2 separate regions of the Homo sapiens genome follow, and region 2 is linked to region 1. A link is an interaction called in ENCODE POLR2A ChIA-PET data of the cell type or tissue named here. Cell type or tissue: K562. All regions are shown on one strand. Each heading gives the region's core, and the rest is flanking DNA. Links, peaks and the distances in the headings are about the cores only.

Region 1 (15,637 bases), core at 3,241-11,240:
CCTTTAGCTAGACACAGAGCACTGATTGGTGCGTTTTTACAGAGTGCTGATTGGTGCATTTACAAATCTTTAGCTAGACAGAAAAGTTCTCCAAGTCCCCACTGGACCCAGGAAGTCCAGGGGCTTCACCTCTCAATCCCGCCTCTAAACAGGGCACCCCATCTGCTGTTGGGAATTGGGCAATGACTGCTCTAGCTACTTCCTGCTGGACAGGGGCAAAGAAGGGGCCCTGCAGTTGTAGTGTCCTCCAGAGGGGAACTCTCTAGGCCAGTGAAAGGGCCAGTGGGTCGGTCCAGGGGTCCTCGGTAGAAGTTGTTAGTTGAGCTCATTTGGGTTTCCGTTTGTAAGACCATCTGTAGTTTGATGGCCTTGATTCTAGAGGAAACAAATTTGACAAGGAGGTTAAAAATACAGGGCCCGAAGGCGAGTAATAGTAAAACGGCTGTCACAGGATGTAGAAAGGGGAGAAGCCATGTTGCCCAACTCCAGAGGTTGGTATAAGAGTTTGAAAGGCGTTGTCTGATTTCAGAAACCTTTTCCTGTAAATGCCGGGCGGCATCTTGCACTATCCCTGACTTGTTAGTGTAAAAACAACACTCTTCCCCTAAGGTGCAAAGTCCTCCTTTCTCAGCAGTGAGGAGGTCTAGGCCTCGGGGGTTTTGGAGAGTCACTGCTGCCAGAGTCTATTTGGGATTGTAGTTACTATCCTTACTGAATAGATTTTGTTATTTCTTGCAAACTGTCTGAGAAATACTTTGAGAGTGTGTGGTAGTAAGATAATGAAGTAGATAAACTGGCTATTCCGGTTCCTGTAGCAGTGGCCATTTCTAGCCCTATAAGTAGGGGTATCAGTTGTATGGCCCTGTGCTGATGGACTTGAGCTTTGAGGGGCACTGATAGGGTCTGATGTCCATAAGATTAGAAGTTAGGATAATATGTGTTACACTGTTAACTTTTAGCAAACTTTACTTTTGTTGAAAACCTTAAGTTTGGGATTTCAATTATTCTTTGCTATTAATAAGACCTCGTTCAGTCCATATTCACTTAAAATTGGTATAGATGGCTCCTTCCTGATTCTGTAAGTACTTTAAGGTTTGGCTGAGTGCAAACAGCTTGCACATTTGAGCAGACCAATTATTAGGCAATTTTCCTAACTCTGCTTCTGTAAGAGTTTCCTTATCACGTACTGAGTACCCATTGTGTCTTTTTCCTTAATCGCCCAGGAGGAAACATCTATCATCCTGTCCTGAAGGGGGTTCCTCCTATGTCTGGTCAGACCTTCAGATTTAGATCCCCTGTTAGGAACCTGCTGGGTTAAGGATTTTTGATAGGAAGGCTACAGGTTGTCAGTGGCCTCAGTGCTTTTGGGCTATGCCCTTGTTTACACTGACAACAAGGTGGTATTGGAGTGTTACAGGGTTACAGAGAAGACCTTCAATTATCAATTGTAGGTTTTATTTTTCATTTTTATTTTTTTGGAGATGGAGTCTTGCCCTGTCACCCAGGCTGGAGTGCAGTGGCATGATCTAGGCTCACCGCAACCTCTGCTTCCCGGGTTCAAGCAATTCTCCTGCCTCAGCCTCTGGAGTAGCTGGAATTACAGGCGCCCGCCACCACACCTGGCTAATTTTTGTATTTTTAGTAGAGACGGGGTTTCACCATGTTGGCCAAGTTGGTCTCAAACTCCTGACCTCATGATCTGCCCGCCTTGGCCTCCCAAAGTGCTGGGATTACAGGCATGAATTATATATTTTAAATTTACCCTGGCTTTTAAAGGAATAGGGTGCACTGTTTTTTCTTTACTACTTCTATCTCTTTCTCTCTGACTCCTTTGTCTCTTCCTCTCTTTCCTTCTGTCTTTGACTTTGCCTCTTTCTCTCTGCTGGTCTTTCCCTGCCTCTGCCAGCCGCTTATGCTGCCGTTCTCCCTTCTCCTTCCCCTTTTTGATGGCTTCGGCAGTGTAAGACTGCCACCTCCTTGGGTTTTTGCATTGAGTGCAATAACTCCATGATTTCCTTGTGGTATTTAATGGGGGTTCCCCCAGAGGTTAGGAACGCTCTTTCTTTACATATTGCAGCATGGGCATGTAGGATTAGATAAGCATACTTGCTATCTGTATACACGTTTTTTCTTTTTTCCTTTCCCAGTTCTAAGGCTCGGGTAAGTGCCACTAGTTCTGCTAACTGGGTGCTGGTCCCTGGGGGAAGAGGTTTACTTTCAAGTACGGTTACATCACTAACTGTGGCATAACCTGCCCTTCGTATCCCATTTTCCACAAATGAACTTCCATCGGTATATAGGTTAAGGTCAGGATTAGCTAACGGGACTTCTAAGAGATCCTTTCAGGCGGCATAAGTCTGGACTACTACCTGTTGGCAGCCATGCTTGACCCGCTCCCTATCCTCTGGGAGAAAAGTGGCAGGGCTGAGGGCCACACATGTATGCACTTGAAGCACTGGTCACTCAAGGAGTAGTGCCTGGTATCTAAGCAGGTGGTTTTCTGATAGCCATAAACTTCCTTTGGCACCTAGTTTGCCATTTACATCATGAGTAGTCCAGACAGTGAGATCCTTTCCTTGTATTATTTTGATAGCCTCTGACACTAAGACAGCCACTGCCACAACTACCCCTAAACAGTTAGTCTAGCCTTTTGCTACTGTATCAGTTTCCTTAGGTATGCCACTGGTTGTGGAGTTGTCCCATGAGTCTGAGTAAGGACCCCAAGAGCTATTCCTGCTCTCTCTGTGACGTTTAAAGAAAAGTTTCGTCCTGTGGGAAGGCTTAAGGCTAGAGCTTGAGTTTGTTCCTTCCAATGCCCAGACTTCAGGGTTGATTCCCTCCCCAAGCAGGGGACAACAAATGGGTAACTTGTTCCCCATATTCATGTAGATAATAGCTCCAGCTTTGGCTAATATATCCCTCCCTAATAAGGGTGTGGGACTTTCAGGCATAACAAGAAAGGCATGTGAAAGGAGCAAAGTCTCCCAATTACAACTGAGGAGGTGGGAGAAATACCTGGTTACAGCCTGTCCCAGGATTCCTCGGATGGTAACAGACCTTGAGGACAGCTCCAAGACAGGAAATTAACACTGAGAAAGCCACGCCAGTGTCCAGGAGGAAGTCAATTTCCTGGCCCTCAATGGTTATACATACCCAGGACTCAGTGAGAGTGATGACATGAGCTGGTGCTTTCCCTGGGCACCCTCAGTCTTGTTGCATCATCTGGTTGGTGGCTTCTGTCCCAGAGAACCTTTGTCCTCTGGGGCAGTGTGTCTTCCAGTGATTGCCTCGGCATAGTGGACATGGGCGAGGGGGCAGCTTGTTTCTCATAGGACAATCTTTTTTTTAAAAAGTGTCCTTGTAAACCACACTGATAACAAGCCCTACCAGGTGATTGGCCTGCTCCATTCTCTGTCCCCTCTGAACCACCAAGGTTTGTTTGTCTGAGGGCCATGACTAAGTCTGCGGCCTTTCTATTATCTCACTTTTACTTTTGGGCCTGTCCATCTTGGTCCCTATTATAGAACACTGAGGTTGCCAGGTTTAATAATGCTTCCAGAGTTTGTTCAGGGCCCAGGGCTCGCTTTTGGAGCTTTCTCCTGATATCCACAGATGATTGGGTAATAAACTTGTCTTTTAGGATCAATTGACCCTCAAGTGAGTCGGGTGACAGGGGAGTGTATTTTCTTAAGGCCTCCCGTAGCTGCTCGTGGAAGGCAGAAGCATTTTCTTCCTTTCCCTGAGTTATGGTGGACATCATTGAATAATTCATGGGCTTTTTCCTAATACTCCTTAGTCCTTCTAGAACACAAGTCAGCAGATGTTTACGACTCCAGTCCCCATGATCTGAGTCGAGGTCCCAGTGGGGATCCATACTGACTTACTGACATACGGCTTGCTGACTAGTAAGGAATTTGTCCCTTTCTTCAACTGTCATTCTATCATTTACTGGACTAAGATACCAGGTATCTCCAAACTCTTGGGCTGCAGCTAAAGCCACATTCTTTTCATTAAAGGCCAGGGTTTGATCTAACACTAGCATGACATCTCTCCAAGTGAGATAGAAGGTTTGCCCTCGACCCTGTAGGACATCTGTATACCTATCAAGATCATCTGAAAGCTTCCCAAGGTCTGCCTTGATCTGCTTAAAATCAGAGAGGGAGAAGGGAACATGTACCTAGGTTGGGCCAAATTCCGCTCCCCCTACAGCTTGAAGGGGACATAACCGATAGCCCGGGAAGGGGGCGTTTGTGATCCTTTGGAGATTTCTTTGCTTATTTCCTTCTGGGCAGCGGACATTAGAGGAGGATTATCATTAATAGGAAGGGGAGCTATAGGGAGGCTAGGATATGGAGGTAAGCTGAGAGGTCCTCCTGTGGGATGTAAATTGCAAGCTTTGCATACTTGGGTATTCTCCTTCAATGAAAAGAAAACTTAGACATAAGGTATTTCACTCCATTTGCCTTCCCTCTTACAGAAAAGGTCAGGCTGCAGGATAGTACTGTAGTTTATACTTCCCTCAGGTGGCCATTTTTCCCCATCAGAGAGAGAAATTGGGGCCAGGCTGTAGTATAGAAAAAAATGAGCCACCTCTTTTTCAGGGTTTGTGGGTCAAATTGGTCCCAGTGGCTTAGGATGCATTTCAAGGGTGAGCCTGTTGATGCCTGAGTGTTTCCCATCTGAAAGACAAAACCGCCTGTGGTTTTGGTTTGTTTGTTTCTCCCCCTGCCCAAGAACCTGCAACGGTCCCTGGACCCTGCTGATCGGAATAGTTGTGCTCACCAATGCAGCAGCAGAAACACCTCTTGCCCAAGAACCTGCAACAGTCCCCGGACCCTGCTGATTGGAGTAGTTGTGCTCACCAACGCAGCAGCAGAAACAACCCCTGCCCAAGAACCCGCAACAGTCCCTGGACCCTGCTGATCAGAATGGTTGTGCTCACTGACACAGCAGCAGAAACACTAGTTCTCCTAGACCACAAGGAGGAATGAGGAAGGTCAGATTTCGTGGCCCTTACCAACACATTCTCGAAAACCTGCGCCCTTTCCTGTCCTCCTAGACCTCAAAGAGGACTGAGAAAAATCAGATTTAGTGGCCCTTACTGATGCATTCTTGGAAAACTGTTGGAGTCCTAAGCATTCTCCTGTTAGTATTGGGACCTTACCCATGTCCTATAAAGATGTTATGCCCCCAAAATGAAGTGGAGGGCCATACCCTGAGGGAGGGAAGGGATCTCCAGAGTTGGAAGAGTGAAGCCTTTTATCCCCAGTTATATGAATAGGAAGGATACAATTTCTGAGGCTCCCGATATCCTAGTTTCAGGAATAGCTTTTGTTAGGCCTGCTTTTCTGAGGAGGGATTCTAAAATTCCAGATAATCCCCCCTACGATGGGGCTTTGAGCAAAAACTGTGTCTTTCTGATTGGTGAGCCCGGGTGTCTAAAGAAGGTAACAGAGTCCTGAAGTTTATCCTAGAAATCATTCTTACAGGAGAAACTAGAAAAGCACCAGAGATGGAGTGGTTTTTAGAAGTGGGACTAGCCTCAAAGAAAGGCGAGAGGAAGTTTGTCTGACAGGCATTAGGACCCAGGAGGCAAGGGTCAGGATAGATAGGATAGATGGGTGAGTCTCGCCTGTGCGACGTGACTTTCAGAGTTCCATTCATGGCTGCAGGGTCAACCAACTTGTTGTCGGGACCCCGGAGCTGAATGGCTTTCCTCGCTGTCGACCCTCGGCTCAGCCCAGAAGTACAGGAAAAGCAGAAGCTGGTTCCAGGCAAACCAACGCTCCCCACTCCGAAGAGTCGGGGGTTGTTAGCCCTTTCCCAGAAAGCCTGACACCCGTGTCTTTAGTTCAGCAGCCACACTAGTCGCTTTTAACTGGCCAACATGTCCCCATATTTAGCTCTCAAATTCTAAGGAAAAATAGGACAGAATAGCAAGCGAAAGGGGTCCAAAGGCACTCACCGCTTAGTGATAGGTAATAGTCCCTTCGTGGTCACCAAAATGTGTCCAGAATTGGTTCCTTCTGGTGGGTTCTTGGTTTCGCTGACTTCAAGAATGAAGCTGCAGACCCTTGCGGTGAGTGTTACAGTTCTTAAAGATGGTGTGTCTGGAGTTTGTTCCTTCAGATATTCAGATGTGTCCGGAGTTTCTTTCGTTGGGTTCGTGGTCTCACTGACTTTAGGAGTGAAGCCACAGACCTTTGCAGTGAGTGTTACAGCTCTTAAAGGTGGCATGTCTGGAGTTGTTTGTTCCTCCTGGTGCGTTCCTGGTCTCGCTGGCTTGGAGTGAAGCTGCAGACCTTCGCGGTGAGTGTTACAGCTCATAAAGGTAGTGTAAACCCAAAGAGTGAGCAGCAGCAAGATTTATTGCGAAGAGCAAAAGAACAGAGCTTCCACAGCATGGAAAGGGACCCGAGCGGGTTGCTGCTGCTGGCTTGGGTGGCCAGCTTTTATTCCCTTATTTGGCCCTGCCCACATCCTGCTGATTGGTCCATTTTACAGAGCGCTGATTGGTCCATTTTACAGAGTGCTGAGTGGTCCATTTTACACAGTGCTGATTGGTCCGTTTTTACAGAGTGCTAATTGGTGTATTTACAAACCTTTAGCTAGACACAGAGTGCTGATTGGTGCGTTTTTACAGAGTACTGATTGGTGCGTTTACAAACCTTGAGCTAGACACAGAGTGCTGATTGGTGCATTTTTACAGAGTGCTGATTGGTGCATTTACAAACCTTTAGCTAGACAGAAAAGTTCTCCAAGTCCCCACTCGACCCAGGAAGTCCAGCTGGCTTCACCTCTCACTGGGCTGAAGTGATTCTCGTCTCAGCTTCCCGGGTAGCTGGGCCCACAGGCACCTGCAACCACGCTTGGCTAATTGTTTTATTTTTTGTAGAGACCGGATCTCACTATGTTGCTCAGGGAGGTCTTGAACTCCTGGCCTCAAGCGACCGTCCAGCTTCAGCCTCCCAAAGTCTTGGGGATTATTGGCATAAGCTACTGTGCCTGGCCAGTTTCAGTCTTTTAAAATTTATTGGCCAGTACAGTGACTGATACCTATAATCTCAGCATTTTGGGAGAAGAAGGCCAGAGGATCAATTGAGCTCAAGAACTCAAGACCTGCCTGGACTGTAACATACTAAGACCTCATATCTAGAAAAAATTTTAAAACTTAGCTGGGCATGGTGGTACATGCCTGTGGTTCCTGTTACTGAGGAAGCTGAGGTGAGAGGATCCCTTGAGCCTGGGAGGTTGAGGCTGCAGTGAGCTATGATCACACCACTGCACTTCAGCCTGGACAACAGAGTCAGGCCCTTTCTCAAAAAAAAAAAAAAATTATTGAGACTTGTTTTATGGCCATGAATATGTTCTATCTTGGTGAATGTTCCCTTTGCACCTAAGAAGAATATGTATTCTGCTATTTGTTGGTATTTTGGTAAAAATGTAAAATTAGGTTGAGTTGTTCATAGCATCTTGCAGGTTTTTTTTTTTTTTTTTTTTTTTTGAAACAGAGTCTTGCTCTGTCACCCAGGCTGGAATGCAGTGGTCTGATCTTGGCTCACTGAAACCTCTGCCTCCCAGGTTCAAGCGATTCTCCTTCCTCAGTCTCCCAAGCAGCTGGGATTACGGGCGCCTGCCACCATGCCTAGCTAATTTTTGTATTTTTAGTAGGGACGGGTTTCACTGGGTTGGTCAGGCCAACTCCTGACCTCAGGTGATCCACCTGTCTGGGCCTCCCAAAGTGCTGGGATTACAGGCGTGAGCCACTGTGCCTGGCCAGTCTTGCAAGTCTTCTATATCATTTCCTTGTTTCATCAGGTGCTGAGAGAGGAATGTGGAAATCTTCAACTAATAATTGTGGAGTTGTCTTTTTCACCTTTTAGTTCTATCAGATTTGGCTTCATGTATTTTGAAGCTCCCATGTAAGGTACTGACTGTATCTACATTTAGGACTTTTAAAAGTTCATGGATTAACTCTTTGATGATTATGAAATATCCTTCTTTATTCCTGGTTATAATCTTTATTCTGAAATCTGAAGTTTACTCTGTTTGATATTAATATAGCCCCTCTGACTTTCTTTTGATTCATGTTAGTATATTTTTCTATCCTTTTAAACTATCTGTGTCTTTATTATTTAAAGTGTGTTTCTGGCTGGGTGCAGTGGCTTACACCTATAATCCCAACACTTTGGGAGGCCAAGGAGGGCTGATCACCTGAGTTCAGGAGTTTGAGACCAGCCCAGCAACATAGCGAAACCCCATCTATATTAAAAATACAAAAATTATCCAGGTGTGCGGGGGTCTGTCCTGCAGACCCTGACCCAATGATGGATGAATAACGTGCACTGATACAGATACTCTGCTTTGCCAGTCTGACTGAGCATCAGGGCTACTTACAGACTCCCAGGAGAGTGCTGTAAAAAGTTGCGACCTGGGCCTTGACCAGCCAGCCAGACTCATGTTTATTCAGTAAAGATTAATTGACAAAGGCTTGAGTCAACACCATTAGAGGGTAATTGACCTTGCAGACATCCCAGATAGAAAGCAATTAAGCACCTGCGGTAGATCCAAGGTTAGTCTTAGGACCACATGAGTAAACAAGCTAGTTAGATAAACTCCCCACATTCCTTTGTATCTACTTTAATTTATTTAATTAAAGGTAAGCGGACTAGGCTGCCTTCAGCCAGATCTGTTACCGAAGTTATGCAACTCTCAGGCCTTCCAAGAGGGTTTCTGGCTATTATAACTAAATTTTTTCCCACCAGCCTGACTGAACCCTCACACAGGTGGAGACAGGAGAATTGCTTGAACCCAGGAGGCAGCGGTAGCAGTGAGCCAAGATCATGCCACTGCACTCCAGCCTGGGTGACAGAGCGAGACTCCATCTCCAAAAAGAGAAAAAAAAGTGTGTTTCTTGCAGGCAGCATATAGTCTTGCTTTTTATCCAATATAAAAACTTTTGCTTTTTAGTTGGAGTGTTTATTTAAATTTGTTATTGTCAATAAGGTTAGATTCATATCTACCATCTTACTGCTCATTTTTTGTTCCCATCTATTTGTACTGTTTTTCTTATGACTGTTTTATTTCCATTATTAACTTATTAACTATGTCTCTTTGTAGTTGCTCTAAAATTTGCAATATACATTTTTCATTTCGTTTATAGAGTTAGAACCTTGCAGCAATATACTTATTTGTTCCCTCCTGTCCTTTATGCTATTGTTGTCATACATTTGACTTTTATTATAAACTCTACAATACACTGTGATTATTTTTGCTTTAGACCATCAATTTTTTTTTTTGAGACAGTGTTTCACTCTTGTTGCCCAGGTTAGAGTGCAGTGGCATGATCTTGGCTCACTGCAACCTCCACCTCCTGGGTTCAAGTGATTCTCCTGCCTCAGCTTCCCCAGTAGCTGGGATTGTAGGCATACGCCACCACGCCCAGCTGATTTTGTATTTTTAGGAGAAACGGGTTTTCTCCGTGTTGGTCAGGCTGCTGTCGAACTCCCAACCTCAGGTAATCCGCACACCTCGGCCTCCCAAAGTGCTGGGATTACAGGCATCAGCCACCACACCCAGCCTAGACCATCAGTCTTAATGAGAAAAAATGTCTTATGTTTACCTGCATATTTACTATTTTTTTATTGAGATGGAGTTTCATTCTTGTTCCCCAGGCTGCAGTGCAATGGTGCCATCTCAGCTCACCACAGCCTCTGCCTTCTGGGTTCAAGTGATTCTCCTGCCTCAGCCTCCCAGGTAGCTAGGATTACAGGCATGCACCCACCATGGCCAGCCAATTTTGTATTTTCAGTAGAGATGGGGTTTCTCCATGTTGGTCAGGCTGGTCTTGAACTCCTGACCTCAGGTGATCCACCTGCCTCAGCCTCCCAAAATGTTGAGATCACAGGTGTGGGCCACTGTGCCCAGCCTTTTTTTTTTTTTTTTTTTTTTTTTTTTTTTTGAGACGGAGTCTCACTCTGTCACCCAGGCTGGAGTGCAGTGGCATGATCTTGGCTCACTACAACCTCCGCCTCTCTGGTTCAAGTGATTCTCCTGCCTCAGCCTCCCGAGTAGCTGAGATTACAGGCACCCACCACCATGCCCAGCTACTTTTTGTACTTTTAGTAGAGATGAGTTTTCACCATGTTGGCCAGGCTGATCTCAAACTCCTGACCTCAGGTGATCCACCCAGCTGGGCCTCCCAAAGTGCTGGGATCACAGGCATGAGCCACCATGCCCAGCCACATATTTACTATTTTTAGCACTCTTTATTCCTTTGTGTAGCTCTAAATCTATCTCTGGTATCCTTCTGCCTAAAGAAGTTTCTCTAATATTTCTTGTAGTATAGATCCTGTGACAATGAATCCTCTAACTTTTGCTTGCTTGAAAATAACTATTTTGCCTTTGTTTTTGAAAGATACTTTGGCTAGGTATAAAATTCTAGGTTGATAGGTTTTTTTCCTTATGTACCTAAAAATATTGCTCCCTTATTTGCTAGTTTGCATAAATTTCTTAGGAGAGGTCTGTTACCACTCTTGCAGGTAACTTTTTTTTTTTTTTTAGACAGAGTCTTGCTCTGCCGCCCAGGCTGGAGTGCAATGGCACGATCTTGGCTCACTGCAACCTCTGCCTCCCAGATTCAAGCAATTCTCCTGCCTCAGCCTCCTGAGTAGCTGGGATTACAGGCGCATGCCACCATGCCCAGCTAAGTTTTGCATTTTTAGTAGAGACGGGGTTTCGCCATGTTGGTCAGGCTGGTCTCGAACTCCTGACCTTGTGATCCGCCTGCCTTGGCCTCCCAAAGTACTGGGATTACAGGCGTGAGCCACCATGCCCAGCCTCTTGCAGGTAATATTTTTTATTTCTTTCATCATGTTGATCTTTTCCTTTGTATCTTTACAGCATTGTTTTTAATGCCCTTTTCTGCTAACTTAATCCTTGCTATAATTTCTGGGTCTGTTTCTGTTGACTTATTTTTTTTCTAGTTTTGGATGACGTTTTCCCACTTCATCATGTCTTGCAATTTTTATTGAATGTTGGATATTGTGACTTTATGTTGTTGAGTGCTGAATCTTGTCACATTCCTTAAAGAGTATTGGACTTTGGGCCGGGCATGGTGGTTCACACCTATAATCCCAGCACTTTGGGAGGCCAAGGCGGGTAGATCACCTGAGGTCAGAAGTTCTAGACCAGCCTGGCCAACATGGTGAAACCCCGTCTCAAGTAAAAATACAAAAATTAGCTGGGCATGGTGGCAGGCACCTGTAATCCCAGCTACTTGGGGGGCCAAGGCAGAAGAATCGGTTGAACCTGGGAGGCAGAGATGCAGTGAGCCGAGATCACGCCATCGCACTCCAGCCTGGGGGACAAGAGCAAGACTTCATCTCAAAAAAAAAAAAAAAAAAAAAAGTATTGGAACTTGGCTGGGTGCAGTGACTCACGCCTGTAACTCCAGCACTTTGGGAGGCCAAGGTGGGTGGATCACGAGGTCAGCAGTTCAAGACCAGCCTTGCCAACATTGTGAAACCCCATTTCTACTAAAAATACCAAAAAAATTAGCCAGTCATGGTGGTGGGCGCCTATAGTTCTAGCTACTCTGGAGGCTGAAGCAGGAGAATCGCTTGAACCCAGGAGGCAGAGGTTGCAGTGAGATGAGATCACAGCACTGCACTCCAGCCTGGGTGACAGAGCGAGACTCTGTCTCAAAAAAAAAAAAGAAAAACAAAAAGAGAGTATTGGACATTTCCTAGCAAGCAGTTAAGTGATTGCAAATTACCTTAATTGTCTTGAGGTTTAATTTTAAATGATTTTAAGTGATTTTAGCATGGGCCTATAGTAGCCTTTATTCTAGAGCTAATTTAGCTGCACTTTTTTTTTTTTTTTGAGACATACTTTCACTCTGCCACCCAGGCTGGAGTGCAGTGGCGTGGTCTTGGCTCACTGCAACCTCCTCCTCCCTGGTTCAGGTGATTCTCATGCCTTAGCCTCCTGAGTAGCTGGGATTGCAGGCACATGCCACCATGCCTGGCTAATTTTTGTATTTTTAGTAGAGTCCGAGTTTCACCATGTTGGCCAGGTTGGTCTTGAACTCCTGACCTCAGGTGATCCACCCACCTCTGCCTCCCAAAGTGCTGGGATTACAGGCATGAGCCACTGCACCTGGTCATTAGCTGCACTTCTAAATGTATGACCCTCATAAGGTCTACTTGAGTGCTGCTTGTGTTCAACATGATCTCTCCACTGTGATTGGAAGGAATTCGAATAATCCTTGGCCCCAGGTGACCTCTGGGAGTTTAATCTTAAGGCTCTCAGGTAATTGTTCTTTCTTCAGAAATCATTCTCTCCTTATGTATACAATGGTGAATAAAGTAAAATACTAATAATAGGAAAAAAAAGAGGCATCATTCTTTCCTGGTCTCATGTGGTTTCACCTTATGCATACATAGATAAGTGTTGAGCAAAGATTCAAGTGCACCCTACACAGATTTCTAGAGCTCTACTCTGTAGGTCTTTCCTCTCAGGTACAGCTTTATCCCTGGTTTCTCTTTCCATGGTTTGAGTTACCCTCAGTCAACCAAGGTCTGAAAATATTAAGATATTTGGAGAGAGAGAGAGAGACCACATTCACCAACTTTTACTACACGAATTGTTATCATTGTTCTAGTTTATTATAAGTTATTGTTGGCTGAGCACGGTGGCTCATGCCTGTAATCCCAACCCCTTGGGGGCCGAGGCGGGCAGATTACCTGAGGTCGGGAGTTCGAGACCAGCCTGACCAACAGGAATAAACCCCGTCTCTACTAAAAATACAAAATTAGCCAGGTGTAGTGGCAAATGCCTGTAATCCCAGCTACTCGGGAGGCTGAGACAGGAAAATCGCTTGAACCCAGGAGGTGGAGTTTGCAGTGAGCAGAGATCACGCCATTGCACTCCAGCCTGGGTAACAAAAGCGAAACTCCATCTCAAAATGATAATAATAATAAGTTATTGTTAATATCTTACTGGGCCTAATTCATCAATTAAATTTTATCATAGGTGTGTATGTGTAGGAAGAGCATAGTTTGTATAAGGCTTAGCACTTCCTTGATTTCATGCGTCCACTAGGGATCTGGGAAAGTATTCCTCTTGCATAAGGGGAGACTACTGTATGCTGCTTCCCAAATTCTGCTGTATGGGCTTCCCAAAATTCAAGCTGTGTCTCAAGTCAGTGAAAATCCCAGGCTCTGATTAGTCTCTTGCTCCTTGGGTTGCAGTCTGGGAATTCCCTTTAAGCAGTAACCCTGGCCATGGTAGGACTCACCTCCCATTGTAGCCTCCCAGGTGGCTGTGATTACAGGCGTGAGCCACTGCACTCAGCAGGAAAGCATTGCATTTTGTACAATGCTTTACTAGTAAGAAGTAATCAGTAAGTGATAAGGTATTGTAACCTGTGGTCTGGACTCACCTGAACAGGTTGGATTAAGTGGGTTGATGCCTGCCATTTAACCCTTTGTCTTCGTTGTTATCACTGAACTCATACGGTTGCCTTGGAAATAACATAGAGAGATTGGGTGGTCCTTTGAGGCCCAGGGCTCTGTTTTTTAAATGCCATTTTGGCCACCTGCAGAATGATTAGGGGACTCACTGAACTCATAGATTGCTGGACACCATACCAGGGCCCTGGGAATGTGAAGGCTTCACAGACTTCTCAGTCAATGTTTAAGCATGTACGAGCTTGCAAACCTTTGACCTACAGTCATCTAAAGCAGAAATCAATTCCAAATCCCAGGGCTTGGGGGCGAGAATCAGTTTCTCCTAGGTGTATAAGTGGATATTTAGTAAACCAAGTAAAGAACAACCTTATGGCCAGGCGCGGTGGCTCACACCTGTAATCCCAGCACTTTGGGAGGCCGAGGTGGGTGGATCACGAGGTCAGGATTTCAAGACCAGCCTGGCCAAGATGGTGAAATGCCATCTCTACTAAAGATACAAAAATTAGGCCGGGCGCGGTGGCTCACGCCTGTAATCCCAGCACTTTGAGAGGCCGAGGCGGGTGGATCACAAAGTCAGGAGATCGAGACCATCCTGGTGAACACGGTGAAACCCCGTCTCTACTAAAAATACAAAAAATTAGCCGGGCGTGGTGGCAGGCACCTGTAGTCCCAGCTACTCGGGAGGCTGAGGCAGGAGAATGGCATGAACCCAGGAGGCAGAGCTTGCAGTGAGCTGAGATCACACCACTGCAGTCCAGCCTGGGAGACAGAGCAAGACTCCGTTTCAAAAAAAAAAAAAAGATACAAAAATTAGCCACGATGGTGGCGGGTGCCTGTAGTTCCAGCTACTTGGGAGGCTGAGGCAGAGAATTGCTTGAACCCGGGAAGTAGAGGTTGCAGTGAGCCAAGATTGCGCTACTGCACTCCAGCCTGGGCGACAGAGAGTACTCGGTCAAAAAAAAAAAAAAAATCACGACTGTAATCCCAGCACTTTGGGAGGCCGAGGCGGGTGGATCATGGGGTCAGGAGATCGAGACCATCCTGGCTAACACAGTGAGACCCCGTCTCTACTGAAAATACAAAAAATTAGCCGGGTGTGGTGGTGGGCGCCTGTAGTCCCAGTTACTTGGGAGGCTGAGGCAGGAGAATGGCGTGAACCCAGGAGGTGGAGCTTGCAGTGAGCCGAGATCGGGCCACTGCACTCCAGCCTGGGTGACAGAGCGAGACTCCGTCTCAAAAAAAAAAAAAAAGAACAACCTTTGAGGTTATTCCATATCCATTGAATCAGCTCTTTTTATCTAAATGTCTATGGAAAGAAGGCTCAGGAAGGAGAGGAGGTTGTAGAATGAAGCCACTGAAGTTTTCCGGGCAAATACTGCCTGGCTGAAACCCTACCAAGTTATTACTCTCTTGACTGTAGGCTGAGTCATGCCAGGTGACTTCCTGAAAGCTGCTGTTGCTCCTGATGCTTCACCGCCGTTGTACCATGTGGCACACATCACCACATCACAAAGCATTTTGGTTGCTGAAGTCCCCATAGGGCCTAGGAGAGCTTTGTGGTGTCCATCATTATATCCTCAGGATCTAGCCAAGTACCCATTTCCCAGAGGAATGAACAGGCACCAAATTCTCCATCTACTGTGATGAGTTTACCCTTCAGAGTCTTTCTTCTTTCAGCAGGGACCGGAACCACCTTACCCTCTCTGCATCTCCCACCTCTTATGCTGAACAGCTCTCCCAGGTCAAGCCTCAGGGGTCTGCCCTGGTTTATTTACTAGTTCTGAGGATCAGTGTCCTAATAAGCAACCTCTTAAGAGGATCAACCCAGCTTTCTTCACTGAATCTTTTCATGTTGTCTTTGAGGGATCTCACAGGGCGCATTAATGAATTCATTTTACACATTCAGTTCTACCTTAGGTACTGGTCTGACTGTCTCAAGTCTCACATTGTCTATGGCATAAACCTTAAGAAACCCTGCCTTTGTCTTTCACAGTGGTCATCTCCATCAGAGGCAACTGAAAGTTTCTTATCAAAAGAAATTTGGTTGCCACCCCCACAGTTCTACGAAGTGAGAAGACTTGCAAACTTTGCCTCTCTCTCTGACTTGCACAAATTTTGTTTGGGTCGTGCATTAGAAGGACTGGAAAGGTGGCTGCCGATCATCT
Region 2 (15,637 bases), core at 4,946-12,945, 380 kb before region 1:
GGGAAACGCTTTACTTACTGTTACCAGTTAACTATAAAGCATATAAATAAAGAGTCAGATGACTAAGTATGTAGGGAGAGGTCTGGAAGGGGCAGGAAGTCCGTAGGAGCTTCTGTCCCCATGGAGCTAGCTGGGGTATGCCACCCTCCCGGCACATGGATGTGTTCATCAACCCAGAGGCTTGTCAGCTCCCATTGTTCAAGTTTTTAGAGCTTAACCTCCAGTCTGCTTCCCAGAGGTCAATGTGTGGGAATGAAAGTTCCAGTCCTCAAATTACTTGGTCTTTCTGGTGACCAGAAAAGCTGATCTTTCTGGCAACCCAAGCTAAGGCTGTCTAGGGATCCCAGACTAAGCTACATCATTAGCATAAATTCATGGGACCAAAGAGGCTGATTATGATTAACAAAAGACTCTCCTATCACTCAGGAAATTCCAAGAGTTTTAAGATCTCTGTGCCAAGAACTGGGAACAAAGACCAACTATATTTCTTATACTATCGCCTTCTCTGCCGACCAGGGATCATTCATGCTTTTGTGGGTAAGGACTTTTGGAGCGTGTGGGAACAATGTCTAGGTTGATGTGTGAGCAAAACACACACAACATGCCTAGACACAGGAGCCAGGGGATGAGGGCAGAGCTGCTATCTATGCTGTAGCAGGAGCCAGAGGCTTGGATACAGACCCAGCTCTGCAGCTCATGATTTTCATAAGCAGCCGAAATCAGACCACTGCACTCCAGCCCGGGCAACAGAGTGAGACTCTGTCTCAAGTAAATAAATAAATAATAAAAATGAAGATGGCCTTCAATCTTCAATCAAAAAATCATCTGCCTTCTAAGGAGAATCCTGTTAACTGGGGCGGAATGGGTGCTTTGTTTCATTGGGTTTGGGATTGTGAGTTAGAGGATAGGACTGCAGGAAGAGCTGAACAGTTGGGCAAAGAGAGGAGAAAGGTTTTGCACCCTGGCACAATGAAGAGGCAGGTGATTGGGCACTGTCTAGAGGACAGTTGGGAATGACCAAGAGGCTCTGGAAAAGCCCCTTCCCCTCTCTGGGTTTTATTTATTTACTCAACCCTAAAATGGGCTCATGCGTTTCCAACCATCACATTCTAGGATTCTGACTTAAGTTCAGCACTCTCCACAATGCAAAGTGGGGTGATAGCATTTATTAACAGAGCATTTGTGCATTGATATGGAATGTACTTGCTGCATCCCCACATAATGAATTTTCTCACAAATTATATATGCTAAGAACTGCTCAGATTAAACTGTAAGATCACATCAGATGCACTATTGATTTTCGTTATTTTAGTTTTCTCCATCCCTGAGTTTTCTGCAATTTATCCGCCAATTTCAGCAGAACAATCTCTGCCTCCTCTTTCTAGTAATCAGTTCATAAAACTTCAGAACTTGGGAGTTTGAGGAACTAGGCTAGTTTGGATACAATACCTGTCCTTCTACAGGGATGATGACTGTGGACCTCCTGGAGTCAGTAGGGATTCCTCTGGCTAGAGCAGTAGATGTCTTTCAATGGCAACGTGAATCAACAGCCATGCCTGTATACACACTCTTCTTATGAAATAAGGAAGGCTGGACACTGTGGCTCATACCCATAGTGCCAGCACTTTGGGAGGCCGAGGAGGGAGGATGGCTTGAGCCCAGAAGTCTGAGACCAGCCCAGGCGACATGGTGAAACCCCACCTCTACAAAAAAATACAAAAATTCACCGGGCATGGTGGCATGAACCTGTAGTCCCAGCTACCTGGGAGGCTGAGGTGGGAGGATCGCTTCAGCCTGAGAGGTTGAGGCTGCAGTGAGCCAAGATCACGCCATTGTACTCCAGCCTGGTCAACAGAGCAAGACCATGACTCAAAAAATAGTAATAAAATAAAAGAAAGAAAGCAACTTCTGTTATGAAAAAATATCCTGCTAATGCACAAATGCTTTATCCCTCTATTATTATAGCTGCCCACTGGGGAACACTAGCAGCGCTTCTCCATGGACGCTCTCTGGGGTGCCCAGTTTCCCATCCATTTTGCCCTTTTGACCCTGTTTCCTTGCAATGACTAGGCCGTACAGTTTCTAGGCAGCCCCAGTTCCCTCAAAAGGGCAAGCAAGGTAATTTTCCAGCAAAGGAGGCCCCTCCTGACTTTGCAAGGGCCATGTAGGGAGCTGAGATCCTCGGGTGTCCTTTTCAGAATCTCTCCTCTGATTCATTGTCATCCCAGAACAGATTAGCTCTGCAAACAAACACCAAATTATTAAAATTGGACACTGCTCTGCCTCTGACATGGGAAACGGTTACAGATAGCTTTGTATAGAATGACTTCTATGACAGAGCAACAAGATGTACAACTCCAAGGCTATTAAAAACAAAGCAAGATGAAAAGCAAAACCAGAAGGGCTGCTCACCCAAAAACTTTCACGGGAACAGCAAAGAAGTCAAGGGATTATTCATGAGAAAAAGACCACAAATAGAGAAACACTCAATGGCTTAAAGTGTGAGCCTTGGAGACTTGCAATGAGCTCATTCATCACTCACTTACTTTTGTACAAAGGGCCGAGCGCTGTCCTAAGTGCTGGATCCCCCACAACTGAGAACAACCAACAAGATCCTAACTCCTCTGACATTTAAATACCTGTAGGGGGCCAGGCGCCATGGCTCACGCCTATAAACCCAGCACTTTCTTGAGTCCAGGAGTTTAAGAGCAGCCTGGGCAATATGGAGAAACCCTGTATCTACCAAAAGTACAAAAAAAAAATTGCCAGATGTAATAGCATCCACCTGTAGTCCCAGCTACTCGGGAGGCTGGGGTGAGAGGATCACTTGAGCCTGGGAGGTAGAGGTTGTTGTGAAACAAGATCAAGCCACTGCACTCCAGCCTGAGTGACAAAGTGAGACCCTGTCTCAAAAAAAAAAAATCAGTAAGAGGAGACCAACAATTAAGTTGTAAACATATCATAAACAAGATGACTTCAGGTTGGACATGGTGGTCACACCTGTAATCCCAACACTTTGGGAGGCCAAGGCAGGAGGATCACTTGAGACCAGTAGTTCGAGACCAGCCTGGGCAACATAGTAAGACCCTGTCTCTACAAAAAATAATTTTTAAAAATTAGTTTTTAAAAAAGATAACTTCAGAAAGTTGTAAATTCTATTAAGAGAACACAACAGAATAGAGTGATTGAGAGATATTGGCAGGGTCACAGACGCCACTCCTATACCCTGGGTGTTTAGGAAAAGCCTCTCAGGATGTGACATTCAAGTGGGGTGCAGAGAAGCAAAAAAACTCAGGCTAACTCCTGGAGGATTTTGGCTTGAGCAACTCCAGTGAAAATGAATTATCAGTGTGTCAGGATGAATGATAAACCCTTTCCATTATTCTTGGGAGGGACACAAAGTATTCTTTTTGTTTTGTCGGGAGTTTAGGAGCCAACTCGTTAGAAATGTAAGCGGTGGCAACATTCCACTCTGCAACCTGAGAAATACTTGAGCTCTTCTTTGCATATGATGATTTTTAACCTATTTCTTCAGAAAAACAAACTCCAAGCAGAGGTTCGAAACAAATGCTGGCATAAGTGTCAACATCCACTTTGTGAAGGCTCAAAGGCAGGCCCTTTCTCTGCCAGAAATGTGTTTCTCATCTGCAAAGGGCAGGAGAGGCCTTAACCCAACTGTCTGGTTGATGATCCAGACTTCAAACTTAACCCAGTGGGTCTTGGAGCCAACTTAATAGAGAATGGAGTGTCTTTGTTGAAAACTCTAGTGTGTTTTGTGGAGGGGAGTGTGCAAAAGCCAGCTGAATGTGCAAGGGAGGGATGAGATTATAGAAGAGGCAAAATATCAAGGAAGAGAAACTGCAAACAGATTCGTGAGACTCGATTGGCTGCGTAGCAGCAAGTATCATTTCTGTGATTCCTGTAAAGGAATCACACGACGACTTCCAAGTGCATCTGCTTGCTGTGTGGATGGCCTCTAATGAGACACAGTTTCTAGCCAATTGGGTTTCACACCGCTCAGTGCCAGCTTGGCGATTTGTTTTGCATTAAACACTGCAGCCTGTTAACCTGGTGAGTAACTGTTCTGGATGGGCAGCCAGAATCCCTCACTGAACTGCCCTTTTTTCTTAAAAGAAAAAGAAAATGATGATGGTGGGGGTGGTGATGATGATGATGAAAATGCGATCAATCAGGTTACCATCTTAAAACTTGAATTCATTGAGTTAAAATGACCCAGATAATGGGCCTTTTAAAAATATTTTCGGCCGGGCGCGGTGGCTCACGCCTGTAATCCCAGCACTTTGGGAGGCCAAGGCGGGCGGATCACGAGGTCAGGAGATCGAGACCATCCTGGCTAACACGGTGAAACCCCGTCTCTACTAAAAATACAAAAAAATTAGCCGGGCGAGGTGGCGGGCGCCTGTAGTCCCAGCTACTCGGGAGGCTGAGGCAGGAGAATGGCGTGAACCCCAGGGGGCGGAGGCTGCAGTGAGCCGAGATTGCGCCACTGCACTCCAGCGTGGGCGACAGCGAGACTCCATCTCAAAAAAAAAAAAAAAAAAAAAAAAAAAAAAAAAAAAAAAATATTTTCTGGGCCAGGCACGGTGGCTCATGCCTGTAATCCCAGCACTTTGGGAGGCCGAGGCAGGTGGATCACTTGAGGTCAGGAGTTTGAGACCAGCCTGGCCAACATGGTGAAACCCTGTCTCTACTAAAAATACAAAAAATTAGACGGGTATGGTGGCAGGTGTCTGTAGTGTCAGCTACTCGGGAGGTGGAGGCAGGAGAATTGCTTGAACTCGAGAGGTAGAAGCTACAGTGAGCCGAAATTGTGCCACTGCATTCCAGCCTGGGCAACAGAGCAAGGATCCATCTCAAAAAAAAAATTCTGGAACATTCCAGGGTAGTGCTCAATCCTCAATCCATTTTTCAGCCTTTCTGTGCCCTCTGCTCTTGCTGGGAGAACTAGGCCTCTCCGTTTCTTTCATTTCAGTCTCAAGATAATTTAGAGTTCTGGAGTGCGCAACACACTTGGGAATTCGACCTGGAGGTGACTGAGCTGGGGCCTGGGGGCAGTGGAGGGGAGCAGTATAGGAACAAAGACATCAGACTTCATAAATCTCAACTGTAAATGTAAAAGTCCTCCTGTGTCTGACACCACCAGAATTGTAGGATTTTTCTTCTTTAGGTGACAAAAATGAACGGTCCCCAGCAGAAGCAGTCTGTCCATGGTCTCTTTCTCATTGGTCCAAATAAACTTAAAACCTTGTGCTAGGCCAAGAGTCTGGATCCCAAAGCACACTCACCAAGGCTCCATTTGAGCCCCCCATTTACCCTGAAAATACTGTGGTCACCCTCCCCGCATTCCTCCTACCTCTTTCCACAGCAGAAGGGAGGGGGTGTGTCAGCTGTGATACCATCAGCCACCAATGTGTGTCACCGCTCCTTCCACAATGGGACGCTTGCTGGGAAAAACAGCTCATTCTCAAGCCTCCTTCCCTCGAGGTCAGGGCAGGGCAATGGTGGGGATCAGTCTCTGCAGAAGAAGAATCTTGATTTTCTGGATTTCAGCTGCAACTTCTGCTTCAACAAGAACTATGTAGAGCCCATCAGAACTATTAGGCTGCTGAAATGAGTTGATGAAAGCTATGCCCCATCCACATGTGAAACTTACAGGGTGATAATAAAAGGTTTCCGTGGCAATGACAACAAATGTTTTGTTTCTTTGTTTGTTGCTTGTTTTTCTAGGCACTTCCACCAGGGGATGCAATGAATGTTTTTGACCTACAATGAAAAAAAAAAGTCTTCTTAGCTTGCAGAAGTCAGGAAAGATTGTGTGCACATGCATATGTGTTTGTAGGTGTTTGCATAGTGTACATTAAGTGTGAGGTGTGTGTGTGTGTGTCACTTTCAAAGTACCAGAAGCCAAATCATCTGTTGATTTTCTGACAAGGTACATGGTCCTTTTCAACTACCAAAAATAGAAAGATGACCATAAGCAGATGAATATTGTCAGAAAGCACACACCAGACAGCCCTGAGCATTTGATTCAGCTGACATTGGCAACTGTTCACAGTGAGTTTCTGCTCCCATCGTGGTCAAGACAATCCTCCAAGCACTGTGGCCCCTAAGGCCAAGCCCAGAAGTTGCAGGGCTCATTGGTTTGACACCAATATGTGCTGATTAAGAAGCTGCACCCTGGAGAACCACAAATTGTTTTAAGCATTTTGTGATCTAACATCTTTTTTTTTTGAGACAGGGTCTCACTCTGTCGCCCAGGCTGGAGTGCAGTGCTGTGATCATGACTCACTGCAGCCTCGATTCCCCTGGGTTCAAGCATTCCCTCCTACCTCATCCTCCCAAGTAGCTGGGAATACAGGCATGCACCGCCATGCCCAGTTATGTTTTTGGTTTGGGGTGGCTTTTTGGTTTTTCATTTTGTTTTTGTGGAGACAGGGTCTTGCTATGTTGCCCAGGCTGGTCTTAAACTTCTGGGCTGAAGCAATCCTCCAGCTTTGGCCTCTCAAAGTGCAGGGATTACAGGCATCAGCCACCACACCTCGCCTGTGATCTAACATCTTAAGATTTCAAGCAAATATGATTACTTTCCAAAAGAGAATACTTCCCCAGTGCTTCTCTCAAAGAACCCAGGGTTAGCAAGCCATTTGAGACTTGTTTGGTGAAGTGTTTGTGAGATGATTCCATAACATATAAAAGAAACTTAATCAAGGCAATATGAGGCTTTGTGAAAATTAACAGACAAATAACGGGGGCTCTAGAGTTCAATGCAGAGGACTGGGCTGTGGCCAGACTCCCAATTGCAAGAGGGTGACACACATCAGTACACAAAGAAGCAACCAGCAGGCAGGTCACGTCTGAAATACATAAACCCATGCTGTCCGTAATGCAATTCAAAGAACTTGTCGTGCTAGACCATTTTACATAAATATTTTCCAACATATTCAATCAGCCCCCTCAAATTGACACTGTCACCAACATCAAATCAATACTTCTTGGGAGGGAGGAATAAGTATCTTATCTAATAATCAACTTATTTGAGATCTGCAATGCTGGCTGCTATTACCGAAAGACATTTCTCAATTATTTACATTTAACTATACATTACTTTGATTTTTGTCTCAGCTGCATTCAGATAAAATGTGAGCTTCTAATTTAATTTTTGTCTGGATTTCCTGTGACATATCTATTTATGCCAATTTCCCAGGAGGAAATGGACATCAGTAATAAAGATAGTTATAGAAAACACTTACAAAGCACTTTTAGCATGCCAGACTCTGGTCTCAAGCCACCATCAGGATTGTCCACTTCAATCTTCAGGCAAGTCTATGAGGAGGCCACAGATTGATATCCCCATTTTATGGATGATGAACTGGAGCTGAGATTAAGTGTCTTATCCCTGAGATTTGACCCCGGCAGTCTGACTCTAGAGCCCTGCTACTGGCAGGACATGGTGATTCCCACTTGAAATCTCCGCACTTTGGGAGGCCAAGGCAGGAGGATCACTTGAGCCCAGGAGTTCAAGACCAGCCTAGGCAGCAATGCACGACCCTGTCTCTACAAAAAATTAAAAAGTTATCTGGGCATGGTGGTGCGTGCCTGTAGTCCCAGCTACTTGAGGGGCCAAGGATGGAGGATAACTTGAGCCTGGGAGTTAAAGACTGCAGTAAGTTTTTATTTATTTATTTATTTATTTATTTATTTTTACTTATTTATTTATTTTGAGACAGAGTCTCACTCTGCTGCCCAGGCTGGAGTGCAGTGGCACGATCTCAGCTCACTGCAACCTCTGCTTCCCAGATTCAAGTGATCCTCATGCCTCAGCCTCCCAAGTAGCTGGGATTACAGGCGTGCACCACCATGCCTGGCTAATTTTTGTATTTTTAGTAGAGATGGAGATTCACCATGTTGGCCAGGCTGGTCTTGAACTCCTGGTCTCAAGTTATCCACCCACCTTGGCCTCCCAAAGTGTTGGGATTACAGGCATGAGTTACCACACCCAGCCCTGCAGTGAGCTTTGATCATACCAGTGGGCAACAGAGTGAGACCCTGTCACTAAAATAAATAAAATAAAATAAAAATAGATCCCTGCTTCTAACCACTGCACAGTCCCACTTCACAGTAGCATGAGTAATTCCAAGCAGAGATTTCCATACCATTTTCTGCTCTGAGTCAGCAGATAATAAGAGGGTCATGATGTTAACACCAGAATGGACCTAAGTGATGACCCCATCCCTGAAGAAGGTCAAAGCCACTTCCGTCTGCTGTTCTGCTCTGCCGTTTGATTTCCTTCTAAGATGTTTGCCCTTCTCTAGGAGTTTTGTACAAGACTTGCAGCCTCTGTCTATTGCATTCTTTAGACAAACGGTGTTTTCTGAGTTGGACTAGAAGCTAAAGAAAGGAACATGTGGATGCAGTGTGGCACACGGATGAAGCCTGCCTGCATCAAAACCCCAGCTCATCCTCTATTAACGATGCCTTCCAGTGGAAGGATAAAGTCACCGTACCTCAGCGTCTTCATCTGTATAATGGGGATGATCATAATTCCTCTGCAATGTGGGGTTAGGAAGAGGAGGACAAGAAACCACACATGTTGGCCAGGCACTGTGGCTCATGCCAGTAATCCCAGCACTTTGGAAGGCTGAGGCAGGCTGAGGTCAGGAATTCGAAACCAGCATGGCCAACATGGCAAAACACTGTCTCCATTAAAAATACAAAAAAAATTAGCTGGGCGTGGTGGTGCACATCTGTAGTCCCAGCTACTTGGGAGGCTGAGGCAGGGGAATCACTTGAACCCGGGAGGCGGAGGTTGCAGTGAGCCAAGACCATGCCACTGTACTCCAGCCTGGGCAACAGAATGAGACTCTGTCTGAAAAGAAAAGAAAAGGAAAGAAAAGAAAAGAAAAGAAAAGAAAAGAAACCACACCACACATGTAAAGAGCTCACCATGCTCCTGGCACAGAGTAACTGCTTAGTTCTTGGTTATGGGTCACAGTCACCCCGGAGACTCTCCCTGCACCACACCCTGCACAGCACCTGCTCTGGGACTTTGTTATACACTCTCTTTCTCTGCTGTTCTGTGACTCACTCACTGGCCTGGGTTGTGCCTCATTCATCTCAGGAGCCCCAGCCCCAACACAGTTCCCAGCCCGTAGCTGGCACTCGTGAATGTCTGCTGATTGAGTGAGTGACTGCATATATGCACTCGCTGCAACCCCAGCTCACTGCGCAGACGAGGCGGCAAGTTCAGAGGGACCAAGCCTCTAACTGGGGCCATGGAACTGGATGGTGGCACAGTTAAAGGGCGACTGAAGCTGCTTGACTTCCAGTCCAATGTCTGCACACCACAGCACCTTAACTTCTTGCTCAGTCACCCAGGCTGGAGTGCAGTGGCACGATCCTAGCTCACTGCAGCCTCAACCTCCTGGGCTCAAGTGATCCTCTCACCTCAGCCTCCCAAGTAGCTGGGACCACAGGCAGGCTAATTTTATTTTTTTTATAGAGATAGGGTCACCTTATGTTGCCCAGGCTGGTCTCACACTCCTGGGCTCAAAGAGATCATCCCACCTCGGCCTCTCAAAGCGCTGGGTTTATAGGCACGAGCCACTGCTCCTGGCCTGCAATTTTCTTTAAAATGTTTTTTTGTTTTGTTTTGTGTTTTGTTTTGTTTTGTTTTGTTTTTTCTTGAGACAGAGTCTCGCTCTGTCACCCAGGATGGAGTGCAGTGGCGTGATCTCAGCTCACTGCAGCCTCTGCCTCCTGGGTTCAAGTGATTCTCCTGCCTCAGCCTCCCCAGTAGCTGGGATTACATGTGCCCGCCACCATGCCTGGCTAATTTTTGTATTTTTAGCAGAGACGGGGTTTTGCCATGTTGGCCAGGTTGATTTCGAACTCCTGACCTCAGGTGATCCACCTGCCTCAGCCCCCCCAAAGCACTGGGATTACAGGCGTGAGCCACCACACCCAGCCTAAAATGATTTTATCACAGACTAAGATCAAACGGATAACCAGAGCATCATTAATATCAAACTAGGGATACGTTCACAATCTATTTTTCCTACTTTCCATAATTTACATGTCAGCAATCCATCACAAAATGAAAAAAAAGTTACAAAAATACGGACCTAAACATTTTTAGTGTCTTGCATTTTAACTAATTACACAGTAATACTATGATAATCTAATTGCAATTGACAAGATAAAAATGCACAGTAATCATGTATTGCACCTGATATAGGCAATATTACATGACCTAATATCCTGCCTTTTACGTGCCTATTTCATTCCTTGGAAGCTCCCTGGTAATAAATATGCTATTAAGCAGGGCTTTTTTAATTTGCATGTTTCCCTTATAGTGATTCATCAATAAATTTTTCTGATTTCCTTCATAAATAAGTTTCATTATTCCTCATTATTTAAAAAAACAACCACTTTCTCCTGTCCTGAAAGGATGTCATATATTAGATGACCTTCCTATATAAAATCACAAATGAGAGAAGACCAGACAACCTGCAAGAAAATAAGTAATCAGACAATCGGGCATTAAATACAGCTGGGCAGACAGTAGGCATTATGGTATAGTCTGCAAAAAAGGCCAGAGGCAGTGGCTCACACCTGTAATCCCAGCACTCTAGGAGGCTGGGGTGGGTGGATCACTTGAGGTCAGGAGCTCAAGACCAACCTCCCCAACATGGTGAAACCCTGTCTCTACTAAAAATATAAAAATTAGCCGGGCATGGTGGCGGGCGCCTGTAGTCCCAGCTACTTGGAAGGCTGAGGCACGAGAATCGTTTGAGCTGGAGAGGTGGAGGTTGCAGTGAGTGAAGATCACACCTCTGCACTCCAACCTGGGCAATAGAGTGAGACACCATCTTAAAAAAAAAAAAGAGTCTGCAAAAAAAAAATTTTACAAAGCAAAAATCAAAAGAGAATTTAGTTTTACTACAGCATGAGTTAAGTCTCAGCTTTTGCACAATTTATCCATGATTTCTTCATTTTGTTGTTTTAAGCATGCTTTTAAGACATACTGGATAACTAGTAAAAATTGTATACAATTTCAAATGACATTTCAGATAAGTTTTATTGACTTAATGCTCTGATAATAAAATTATAACAATCAGTATTATTCTGATTTATTGCAATTTTTACTTTCATTTTGTAATGGACTTGGTGCATTCCAGCATTGAATGTAATGTTGCTGCCATCTCAAGGTCACTCACTGAAAATGAGGTGGCTCACTCCAGTTTAGTGCACTAAAGCACATCAGTAACCGAGGGCTTTATGGATGAAAATACCACTTTGTGGTCACGTCGCAGTAAATCTAAACTTTTATTTGCAATGAAACAATGGGTTTTATACACAATTTTAAATGAAAACATACTCCAGTCATGCTACTATGGCAATGTGAGTACCGGATCTGTGAGAGAAAAGGCTTTTATATCGCAGTCCAGGGGAAGAAATGTCAGTGCATGAAATTGAAGAACCATCTGTGCCACTGGCATATTGACACAGCGTCATCCAGATACAGTGGTTTCTTTAGAAAGAGACATCGTCCTTGAGTTTATTTTTCGTTCGTAAAGCACGCTTGGCTATTTTCCCTCCCTCTTCAATCTTTCCCAGTTGGTGACCTCCACCACCCTGACACTCTTCCGTCTGGATTTATCAAAACTACCCTTAACATGAATAAACAGTTCACGGAAAAGGAAATGCCAATGAGCCGATTCAAGGAGATACATGTTTTGCCTAACAGATTGTCAAAGATCAACTTTCGATCACACTGGTTTGGCAAGGTAGTGCTGTAAATTAAAAAAGAGGAATATGTGGTGATAGTTTCCAAATTTTAAAATGCATATACCTTCTGACCAGCAATCTCATCTCTAAAAATGTATCTGTCAGATCTATACATACGTGTGCACACAGAGATGTATGTACAAGGAAATTTATCACAGCAAAAGACTGGAAACAAACTAAATGTCCATCAACAGAAGAGATGTAAATTATGGTCAATCCATAAAACGGAACACTGTACAGCCTTTGAAATCAACAAGGCAGCTCTGTATGTACCGATATGGCACAATTTCTGAGATCATACAGTTAAGTAAAAAAAAAAAAAAAAAAAAGCAACTGCAAAACATTGTGTATAGTGTGCTTAGGGTGTACGTATTTGCATAGAATCTCTGTGGAAAACACAATCAGCCACTAACAATGGTTCTTTTGTAGGAAGAACTAGGGGACTGGTAACAGGGTGGGAGAGACTTACAATTCATTATAAACTCATTTTGTTTTGAATTGTATACCGTATATAAGTATTAACTACTTGAAATGTACACATAAAAATAAGACACTTCCAAAACTGCTTTGGATTGTAATTCAAATAAAAAGTCAATATTTACGAAGAAAAGACTGGCCAGGCTCAATGGCTCACATTTGTAATCCCAGCCTGTTGGGAGGCTGTGGCAGGAGGATCACTTGAACCCAAGAGTTCAAGATCAACTTTGTTTTGGACAACAAAGTGAGACCCGTCTCTACAAAAAAATATAAAAATCAGCTGAGCTGGTGGTGCACACCCGTAGTCCTAGCTACTCAGGAGGCTGAGGCAGGAGGATCGCTTCGGCCCAGGAGGTCGAGGCTGCAGTGAGCTATGATTGCACCACTGTACTCCAGCCTGGGTGACAGAGCAAGATCCTGTCTGAAAAAAAAAAAAAGAAAGAGAGAAAGAAAGAAAGAAAAAATAAAGAAGGGAGGGAGGGAGTAGGGGAGGGAGGGAAAGAAGTCACAGAGGAGAGGACAGAAGTAGAAGGATACAAGAAGGGCGGGTGGGGGCTGCCACTGGGGGACAGGGGCTTGCTTCCCTTCACCGTCCTTCCCGCATCCCCCCTTGACCATTTCTCTGTTCTAATCCAGCCTGGATTCACATTTCTTTTTCATTTTTTTTTCTTTTTTTTTTTTTTTTTTTTTTTGAGACAGACTCTCACCCTGTCACCCAGGCTGGAGTGTAGTGGCACAATTTCAGCTCACTGCAACCTCTGCCTCCCAGGTTTCAAGCAATTCTCTTGCCTCAGCCTCCTGAGTAGCTGGGATTACAGGCATGTGCCACCACGCCCAGCTAATTTTTGTATTTTTAGTAGAGATGGGGTTTTTCCATGTTGGCCTCACTGAGGCTGGTCTTAAACTCCTGACCTCAGGTGACCCACCTGCCTCAACCTCCCAAAGTGCTGGGATTACAAGCGTGAGCCACCGTACCTGGCCTGAATTTGCATTTCTTCCTTAATCTCCTCACATCTTCCATTCTCCTCTCACTTCCCATTTATTCTCCTCTGCATTTCCATTCACTCTCCTAGTGGTCAATTCTCATTTCAATTTCTCTGGTTTCTCATGTTCTGCCTGTCTCTGAGGATTCTCCCCAGCCCCCTCCATGAGGAGGACCAGAGCCAGCCCTTCTGTGCTCGTGCCAGTGTACAACCGGGCTTGCCAGGTACACACTGCGTGCACCCGGGACGCCCAAATAGTGTGAACAAGCCGCGTTGCGGTTAACAGCCCCATCTGTCATCTGCCCTCTTCTGGAACTCAAAGTGTTCAGCAGAGAGTTGTCTGTGTATCTTCTTCTCTAAGTCCAGATACCACAGTGATGAACAATATATCTGCCCCTTGACCAGCACTGGCCAACATGTAGAAGAAATGCATCCAGGATGGGGTCTAAAAATCTGGAGATATTTCACGCATTTGGGGTGGGTCTCAGATAGGGACCCAGGAACACCCAGTACTAGCTGAATGTCTGTACTGAATACGTCAGCAGAGGTGGTAAGAGAACTCCACACACAGAGGAGAAAACGGAGCTGAAGGAAGGAGGTGAGTGCCTCCAACTGTTCCGCATCATGCGTTTACTGCATTTAACTTGCTTTCCCTTTTTCCTCTTTTATTAAAGCAAATCTCCTGCTATGTTTATAACTCCTTTCAACGGTACGTCAACGGTGAAGCCAAAATTCTATTTAACATTGCTCAATAATTCAAATTCCATCAAACATCCATCAAAATACTTTTATAAGCCGCTGATATGAAGCATTTCGAAAAGGTGCACATTTCATCTCTCCAAACCCACACAGGAACTGGTTGGTTTTCTTTTGATATTAATTTGAAATGCTACAGTCCAAAAGATTAGGATTCCTGCACCGACTTAGTGAGTTTTTCAACTTGATCCACCTTGAAAACAGACACATTGTTTTTATTCTATTTGATGGTTATTGCAAAAGTTACAAGCAAACCAATAAACAGTTTATGTCATCTTAAAGAGATGCCTTGGCTGGGCGTGGTGGCTCACGCCTGTAATCCCAGCACTTTGGGAGGCCAAGGCGGGCGGATCACGAGGTCAGGAGATCGAGACCATCCTGGCTAACATGGTGAAACCCTGTCTCTACTAAAAACACAAAAAATTAGCCGGGCGCGGTGGCGGGCGCCTGTATTCCCAGCTGCTCGGGAGGCTGAGGCAGGAGAATGGCGTGAACCCAGGAGGCGGAGCTTGCAGTGAGCCAAGATAGCACCACTGCCCTCCAGCCTGGGCGAAAGAGCGAGACTCCATCTCAAAAAAAAAAAAGAGATGCCTTGGCAGATTTCTGGCATATGGAAATCCTTCTCCATTTTTCTCACAGAGACCCTCCAAGAGAAGGTGAACATGGTAAGCCCTGCCACACCATGTTACAGAGATTCTCCAGAAAGGAAAATGGTGCAGAAACTGGGCACTTGGCAGGATGGTTGAGCCCAGGCCTCTGCTCCGTGAGCTCCCAGCTGCACCACCTCTCTGCTTTTCCCATCCCTGAGACCCTTCCAGCTCTAAAATTCTACGACATTACCTCTGAGATAAACAACAGAAGAAGAGCAGGACAGCAAAAATGGAGAGCAATGAAAAGTATGGCCAGGCACGGTGGCTCACACCTGCAATCCCAGCACATTGGGAGGTGGAGGCAGGAGGATCGCTTGAGCCCAGGAGTTCAAGACCAGCCTGGTCAACATAGTGAGCTCCTGTCTCTACTAGAATATTTTTTAAATAGGCAGGCATGGTGGTACCTGCCAACAGTCCCAGCCACCTGGGAGGCTGAGGCAGGAGGATCACTTGGGCCCAGGAGTTTGAGACCAGCCTGGGCAACATAGTGAGATCTATATCTCTACAAAAAAAATTAAAAATTAGCCAGGCTTGGTGGCACATGCCTGTAATCCCAGCTACTCAGGATGCTGAGGCAGGAGGATCACTTCAGCCCAGCAGCCGGAAGCTGCAATGAGATATGATCATGCCACTGGACTCTAGCCGGGACAAAGCAAGACCCCAACTCTGAAAAAAGAGAATAAGAGTATACAATGCATGCGGGACTTAAAATCTAGATGATGGGTTGATAAGTGCAACAAACCACCATGGCACATGTATACCCATGTAACAAACCAGCACATTCTGCACACGTATCCCGGAACTTAAAGTAAAATAAATAAAAAATAAAAAATGTTTTTAAAAAAGGAACTGTGTTAGAATAAAAGACACTTGAGAGACTGAAAAACTATAGAAAAAAAAAAAAAGAAAGAAAAGCTTAAATCAAGCCTGAGTCCCAATCAGAGACAGGAAATGGACTTCCAT

What was found. Peaks named below come from ENCODE experiments on the same cell type or tissue, not always from the same donor. Only the 100,000 strongest peaks of a DNase experiment are listed, where the experiment ranks them.
Region 2: POLR2A ChIA-PET joins it to region 1 with 12 read pairs; 2 of 35 experiments call an interaction of 5 or more read pairs at or near these places.

What each region holds. Positions count from the first base shown.
Region 1 is chr19:32,693,720-32,709,356 of GRCh38, forward strand. It overlaps NUDT19 (nudix hydrolase 19), which reads left to right. Exons shown (of 3, transcript NM_001105570.2): 2 at 15,466-15,637. LOC124904690 (a long non-coding RNA gene) reads right to left here and starts at 6,428. Exons shown (of 2, transcript XR_007067226.1): 1 at 5,966-6,428; 2 at 1-375. RefSeq lists an enhancer at 5,439-6,638. In K562, for the core only: no CTCF peak of the experiment used is centred there; no DNase peak of the experiment used is centred there.
Region 2 is chr19:32,313,627-32,329,263 of GRCh38, forward strand. It overlaps LOC124904688 (a long non-coding RNA gene), which reads right to left and starts at 5,784. Exons shown (of 2, transcript XR_007067224.1): 1 at 5,375-5,784; 2 at 1,152-2,240. In K562, for the core only: CTCF peaks have their summits at 5,430 and 11,219; a DNase peak (open chromatin) is centred at 5,415; H3K27me3 peaks cover 2,777 bases.